Regions from separate parts of the Homo sapiens genome. Here region 2 is linked to region 1. The links are chromatin contacts, found by Hi-C or POLR2A ChIA-PET in ENCODE. All regions are on one chromosome and are shown on one strand. Each heading gives the region's core, a stretch centred on a gene start or an enhancer-like site at or near the end of the contact. The rest is flanking DNA. Distances are from core to core; before and after follow the strand shown.

What was found. A loop is a pair of places that touch in the nucleus more often than their neighbours do. ChIA-PET counts read pairs that join two places held with the same protein, here RNA polymerase II (POLR2A). Pooled maps may share reads with other maps.
Region 2: a map of gastrocnemius medialis shows a loop between it and region 1 (10-fold over the local background). The contact joins the promoter of LINC00674 here to the enhancer-like site in region 1. A Hi-C loop is called at or near these places in 3 of 168 maps with a recorded cell type or tissue (PC-9, ascending aorta and gastrocnemius medialis) and 5 of 50 pooled maps. POLR2A ChIA-PET finds 5 or more read pairs at or near these places in 2 of 52 experiments (T-cell and naive thymus-derived CD4-positive, alpha-beta T cell).

Annotation. Positions count from the first base shown.
Region 1 is chr17:67,961,343-67,965,104 of GRCh38, forward strand. It overlaps BPTF (bromodomain PHD finger transcription factor), which reads left to right. Exons shown (of 28, transcript NM_182641.4): 25 at 2,870-3,062. Among named protein-coding and RNA genes, the nearest start is that of C17orf58, 33 kb to the right of the region's middle. Within about 2 kb of position 2,094, at least 5 of the 41 ENCODE cell types and tissues checked have a DNase peak (open chromatin) inside an H3K27ac peak, as active enhancers do; they include PC-9, where a contact is called at or near this core.
Region 2 is chr17:68,099,379-68,103,140 of GRCh38, forward strand. LINC00674 (long intergenic non-protein coding RNA 674) reads left to right here and starts at 2,177. Exons shown (of 6, transcript NR_027418.1): 1 at 2,177-2,581; 2 at 3,565-3,680. LOC124904048 (a long non-coding RNA gene) reads right to left here and starts at 2,118. Exons shown (of 2, transcript XR_007065885.1): 1 at 1,174-2,118. RefSeq lists enhancers at 1,518-2,297, 2,298-3,076 and silencers at 2,042-2,181, 2,232-2,291, 2,452-2,611.

The DNA.
Region 1 (3,762 bases), core at 844-3,343:
TTGAGATGAGTTAGTGTTTCTAAGGAGTGTTTCGTAATCTCTTGTCCCAAACTAGGCTGGTTTGGGAATCCAGTGAGAGTGACTGAAAACTGAAATTCAAGTCCTGAACATCCTTCCAGAACACAGCCTATCACCCTGTGGAGATAACACACAAACTATCTCAGAGGACCCCCACCTGTGGCAGTGAAAATCATGTGAGAGTCATAGTTCAAAAGAAAAAAGTGCTGGGCACCGTGGCTCATACCTGTAATCTCAGCACTTTGGGAGGCCGAAGTGGGAGGATCACTTGAGCCCAGGTGTTTGAGACCAGTCTGGGCAACATAGAGAGACCCCGTCTGTACAAAAAATTGGCCAGGCGTGGTGGCTAATGCCTGTAATCCCAACACTTTGGGAGGCCGAGGTGGACGGATCACCTGAGGTCAGGAGTTCGAGATCAGCCTGGCCAACATGGCAAAACCCTGTCTCTACTAAAAATGCAAAAATTAGCCAGATGTGGTGGCACACACCTGTAATCCCAGCTACTCGGGAGGCCGAGTCAGGAGAATCGCTTGAACCCGGGAGACTGAGGTTGCAGTGAGCCGAGATCATGCCACTGTACTCCAGCCTGGGAGACAGAGCAAAGCTCTGTCAAAAAAAAAAAAGAAAAGAAAAAAAGCCGGGCCTGGTGGCGCATGCCTATAGCCCCAGCTACTCGGGAGGCTGAGGTGGGAGGATCACATGAGCCTGGGAGGTCCAGGCTGCAGGGGGCCGTGATCCTGCCCCTGCTCTGCAGCCTGGGCTATACAGCGAGACAAAAGAAAAAAAGAAAAAAGTTAGTGGTAACAGGATAAACTACATAACCATATATTATTCCTTCACATTCATGAAGCAGGTCAATTTGAAGCTTGAGGACGACTTCCATTCCTCTAGGTGAATCTGCCAAGAAATGCCTTGGTAGAACTAAGAGTGCCAATGGTATCAGCAAGGCCAGTCTGGTTCCCTGTGATTCATGGTAATTCTCACTATGACTTTGACATGGTGTTCCTACACAGTGCCTATCAACACTTATAGACACACTGTGTAAGCGTTTGTTACATTTACTTTTCCTTTTGTCATTAGGTCTTTTGTTACAGAGGCCACTCTGCTCTCCACAATCACACATTTACACAGCTCCCCCTTGCCAAGCAGTGTAGACCCTCACAGGCTTTGGATAACTATCCTTGCATCATTCTCCACACCTTGTCCCCGGTGTTGAACTGAAGCATCTCCTTCCACGTTCCCTGCCCGTTAGTTAGCCAGGCCACTGCCCACATTGTCACAAACATTATATTAACAGGAAAACTGGCCCGTGCCATATTCCATTATGAGAGGTTATTTTTAATTCGATTAAATTCCAATGTTTATTCAGAAAACCTGGTAGAGATTGAATTACTCTATGTACTTTCTTAGTTTTCTTCTTCATATCATATTTTGACCATTTATCTTCTACACCTGGCTGACCTGCATGTTCCTTGTAGTGTAACTTCTACTTGGTGTTTGCGCTTTGCTTTGTTTTCAAATTTAAATTGTGAGATACATTTTCAAACCTATCTAAGAAATAGCCCTGATATTGAAATGGCTTCTGTGGAATAGGTTTGACAGATGTAAGTCTTTGATTCTTTGGCTTTGGTTTTTGTGCCTGTTACAGTTTTACACACATTCATTCAGAGGAAGACATTACCATCAATGTGTTGTTTCTTTTTTCAAATTCCAGTATGTTTTTAAAGACCCATATTTCACTAAGCAGTGTACTTGTTGAAACTGATGTGAGTGACTTTATGTTTCCACATGTGATAGAGCATCAGATACTGGAGTTTGCCAGGAGTAGAATGGTTGGATTCAGAAATGTTTAGCTGACTCATTGCAGGAAGTTACACTGTAAAAAAGTGAATCAAGGCAGGGAAGACAGATTTAAGTACCATGCAGCTCAAAATGACAATTACATTGTCATTTTCATTGTGAATACTTTTAGGTTCTATATTGGCTGTGATCTTTGTACTAACTGGTATCATGGAGAATGTGTTGGCATCACAGAAAAGGAGGCTAAGAAAATGGATGTGTACATCTGTAATGATTGTAAACGGGCACAAGAGGGCAGCAGTGAGGAATTGTACTGTATCTGCAGAACACCTTATGATGAGTCACAGTGAGTTCTGATAAGAGCATCATATTTAATAATTTAGGAAGCCAAATTGCTCTGACTGGTTACTTATTTATTTTAAAATAAAAAGCAGATTTTTTTCTACATTTATTATACACTTACATTACAAATTCCTTTTCATTTTTCTCTTTTTCCCTTTTTACCTACCCTTCAAAATTTATCTTGCTTCATAGTGAATGTTTGAGACACATTGGGGAAAATGTGGTTTAATGGTAGATTTGATTCTTCAATATGTAACATAGAAATTAATGAGATTAAAATAGCCTGACTTGTTTGGACTTTATCAGTGTTTGAAATGGTGCTTTATTGTAGGTTAGAAAAACACTAATTTGGGTACAAGCTCTGAGACTCTGTTATTAGCTTATAGGATTTTGAACACCCATATGGTACAGTACTAGTTGAAAGATTTTTGGCTTTGTTTTCAGCTTTAAAATCAATTGAATGTTTCATATTTATCTTTAAATTGGTTCTCCAGTATTACACAGTGTTCTTATAAATTTTTTTACTGCTTGTTCTTAACATCAAAAATACTAAATTAATGAACTGGAATGTCAATCTTGAAAGTATTAAAACCATAATACTAAAACTATTTTATATCCCAGGGTTTAGCAAATTTTCAGGTGCATGCTTTATTATAAGTAACATCATCCCATGTGTTTTGAACTCACATTTCCATTTCGGATCTTGCAGATTTTATATTGGCTGTGATCGGTGTCAGAATTGGTACCATGGGCGCTGCGTTGGCATCTTGCAAAGTGAGGCAGAGCTCATTGATGAGTATGTCTGTCCACAGTGCCAGTCAACAGAGGATGCCATGACAGTGCTCACGCCACTAACAGAGAAGGATTATGAGGGGTTGAAGAGGGTGCTCCGTTCCTTACAGGTGAGACCCCTCTGTGTGCAGCATTTCAAAATGAAATCAGCCAGCATAATTTTGGAAGCATTTCTAGGATTTCAAGTTTCCAATCTTAGAATGATTATTTACTGACTCCCAGCTAGTCTAGTGAAGTGCCTAACAAACTGCAGTCCTTCACGTACCAGTGCCATGAGCTTTACCATATCCCCACACCACGTCAGCTTATCTCACACTCACAAGAGTGTTAACATGACTCACTTCTTTATACATTTTATTTTTAAGGAGACTTCCTCTCACCCCCATGGATTGAGAAGCAGTATGATTAGATTATAGTTGTTCTTGGCCGGGCATGGTGGCTCATGCCTGTAATCCCAGCACTTTGGGAGGCCAAGGTGGGCGGATCACAAGGTCAGGAGATCAGACCATCCTGGCTAACACGGTGAAACCCCGTCTCTACTAAAAATACAAAAAATTAGCTGGGCGTGGTGGCGGGCGCCTGTAGTCCTAGCTACTCCGGAGGTTGAGGCAGGAGAATGGCATGAACCCGGGAGGCAGAGCTTGCAGTGAGCCGAGATGGCGCCACTGCACTCCAACCTGGGCGAGAGTGTGAGACTCCATCGCAAAAAAAAAAAAAAAAAAAAAAGATTATAGTTATTCTTTTCCTTATGAAAAACAAAAAGGGGACTGGGCGTGGTGGCTAACACCTGTAATCCCAGCACTTGGGGAG
Region 2 (3,762 bases), core at 927-3,426, 140 kb after region 1:
GCCGGCCGGCCCTGCCGGCCCCGGGCAATGAGGGACTTAGCACCCGGGCCAGCGGCTGCGGAAGGTGTACTAGGTCCCCCAGCAGTGCCAGCCCACCGGCGCTGCGCTCAATTTCTCGCCGAGCCGTAGCTGCCTTCCCGCCGGGCAGCCCTCGGGACTGCAGCCCGCCATGCCTGAGCCTTCCCCCGCCTCTGTGGGTTCCTGTGCAGCCCGAGCCTCCCCGACAAGCCCTGCCCCCTGCTCACGGCGCCCAGGCCCATCGACCACCCAAGGGCTGAGGAGTGCGAGCACATGGCACAGGACTGGCAGGCAGCTCCACCTGCAGCCCCGGTGGGGGATCCACTGGATGAAGCCAGCTGGGCTTCTGAGTCTGGTGGGGTCTTGGAAAACCTTTATGTCTAGCTCAGGGTTTGTGAGTGCACCAGTGGACACTCTATCTAGCTACTCTGGTGGGGCCTTGGAGAACCTTTATGTCTAGCTCAGGGATTGTAAATACACCAATCAGCACTCTGTATCTAGCTCAAGGTTTGTAAACACACCAATCAGCACCCTGTGTTTAGCTCAGGATTTGTGAATGCACCAATCAACACTCTGTATCTAGCTCAGGATTTGTGAATGCACCAATCGACACTCTGTATCTAGCTGCTCTGGTGGGGCCTTGGGGAACCTTTGTGTCCATACTCTGTATCTAACTAATCTGATGGTGACGTGGAGAACCTTTGTATCTAGCTCAGGGATTGTAAACACACCAATCAGCGCCCTGTCCAAACAGACCACTTGGCTCTACCAATCAGCAGGATGAGGGTGGGGCCAGATAAGAGAATAAAAGCAGGCTGCCAGAGCCTGCAGTGGTAACTCGTTCGCGTCTCTTTACACAGTGTGAAGTTTCAGTTTTTTGCTGTTTGGGTCCACACTGTTTTTATGAGCTGTAACACTCACCACGTAAGTCTCCAGTTTCTATCCTAAAGGCAGTAAGACAACAAGCTCACCGGGAAGGATGAACAGCGCCGGACACGTCGCCTTAAGAGCTATAACACTCACCACCAAGGCCTGCAGTTTCACTCCCGAGCTAGTGAGACCAAGAACCCACCTAAAGGAAAAAACTCCGAACACATCTTAAGGTCAAGAAGGAACGAACTCCTGACACGCCACCTTAAAAGCTGTAACACTCACCACCAGGGTCTGTGGCTTCATTCTTGAAGTCAGTGAGACCAAGAGCCCACCAATTCTGGACACAATAGGGCTGAGTGCGGTGGCTCAGGTCTGTAATCCCAGCACTTCGGGAGGCCAAGGCAGGCAGATCATTTGAGGTCAGGAGTTCGTGACCAACCTGGGCAACATAGAGAAACCTAAATGTCCCTCCTAAACGTGTCTTTACCAAAAATAAAAGAATTAGTGGGGTGTAGTGGTGCATACTGTGATCTCAGCTACTGCAGAGGCTCAGGTGGGAGGATCATCTGAGCCTGGGAAGTTGGGACTGCAGTGAGTCTGGGTGACAGGGAGACCCTGTCTTAAAAAAAAAAATTTTAGCAGTATAGTTACAAGGTCAAAGGATATGGTACATCTTTAGAAAGTTGTTATCTTTCTGCTCCTGAGATAAATACAGTAGTGTATGAACAACTCTTCATACGTTACTCCAAGGTTTATCTTGTTAATTCTTTAAGACGTATCATCTCCCTATCCTTGGCTGCACCTGAAAAGAGCGGGACTCTGCAGGTAACCCGATTTTCTCCACCAGGTGAGTCCCGGATGGAGGCGTCAACTACAAGACCAGGAACAGCACTCCTGGGGCTTTGCTGGAACCATCGGCGTGGGAATGCTGTCTCTTCCCTCGCCAGAAATACGACAAGTTCCCGGCGGGTAGCAGACTTGGTTCTAATTTTCCTCGCCCCAGCCTCTTGGAGCGCCCTGCATGCTGTGGGCGTCTAATAAATGCAGTCGGCCCTGCTTGGTCTAAAACTCTCCCTTGAGTGGACCGGACACTAAACCCCTCCAGGGGTCACAGCTGCCGCTCCCGCCGCCACTTTGCTCCTTGCCTGCTCCCTTCCCGCGTTCCGCCTGGGACCCTCGGCGGCAGCTCACACCTTCCCTCAGTGCCGGTGCCCGCTCCGGGCATCTGGCGCGCGCCCGCCGGCCCCGCCCCGCTGACCCCACCGGCCCCGCCTCCCATCTCCCCCTCGCCCCCCCGGAGCCGACAAATGGCCGCGGCGGCCTCAGGTCCGGCGTCACTCAGACAAGGGGGCGGGTGGAGGAGGAAGCGGCCAAGTCCACAGTCCTGCTCCCGTGCCGCCGAGCACCGCCCACCTCAGCTGACCAGCCCTGTCCGCTACTAGGCCTCGCCTAGAGGAGGGAAAGGCCGTGGCGTCCGCTCCCTCCGCGGCTCATGGCGACGACGCTTGGCACATCCGGGACCCTCAGGCCGCTGCAGTCGCGTCGCCGGCTGCTCGGGCCCCAGCCCCGGCCGCTGTGGTGACTCCGCCGCGCCTCGCCGTCGCCCCCGTCCCGCCCGCCGCCCCAGCCGCCAGGGACATGTCTAACCTCGGAGGCCGTAGGAACGGGCCTGTCGAAGTGCGCCTGACAGGTGAAGGGGGCGCGGCGGGCCGGGCTGGGCAGCCGCGAGGTGGGCGAGCTGGCAGGGGTGCTTGTGGCCTTGGGAAGGGCCAGGGTCGCGATCAGTGGTGAGTTGGGGGTCGGAGGTGTGGGAAGGCCTAGTTCAGAGAGAGCAATTGGAAAACCACTTGTTCCGGTTTGGACATTGTTTAAAAAGCCGAGGATGACTCGGGGCGGGGGGGTGGTGTTTTGTGGAGGGGAGGGTACACCAGTTCGCATCGCAGGCGGATTTCAGGTCGGAAAGTCTTGGTCAAGGAGCCCGACGCTGCCTCCCGGGGCTCGGGGAACAGCCCCTGGGCTACCGCCCAGGTGAGATCGTGAAGGGGATGAAGAGCTCCCGTGGCGAGGATTATTGAATTCGGTTGCTGACTGCGCGCAGTAAACACTCCTTAAAGATGGAGCGCTTAACGGGAGGGTGTGCGTCTGTGTTCCCGGGTTGTTACCTTGCACACACCCACTTATGCCCGCGTGAAAAACCTTTACTCCCCGCCGCCGGCCACCGCTGCCAGGGTCACACACCTTAAACTCACGTCTCTCTGAGGAGGGGAGACAGGTTGACTTCCGGTGTGCCTGTCTGATCCGACGGCTTGGGCTCATTGTACACTGTGTTTTGGAAGTGTCTGATTGTAGGGTGGCATGTTTGGGGGTTGTTCCTTATAGGCCGCAGAACTTGTGTCTCACTTCTAGCTCCAGACCTGCTTTAAAAACACACTTTTTTTTTTGGTGGGGGGGCGGAGAGGGTACAATTCTAAGTATGTCCTCATACAAATTTTCGAACAAACTTTCTGTTACTCTCCCCACCCTCCCCCTTCCTTTTTCGAAATGGAAAAGAGTGTCCAGAGGGGTTGCTAGATAGAAGACTACACTTACAAAGTGTTTATGATTCCAGGTGCATGAAATCTTTAACATTACAGGTACGTTTTGCTTACAGTGCCATTTTTGGTATTCTTACAGGGACATGCCACCCCCGTTTTAGGAGAACTTGTATTTGGTTTGAGAAGGAATTGGAATCACGGCGTTATCCTACCTTCACCATTTACCCCTGATAAATTGTCCACGTTTATATTTGGGTGAGTGGTGAGAAAGATAATTTTCCGTAGAGGATTTGTGTGTGCGTGCACATGTACTAATAAACTGTAATTATATTTGCCC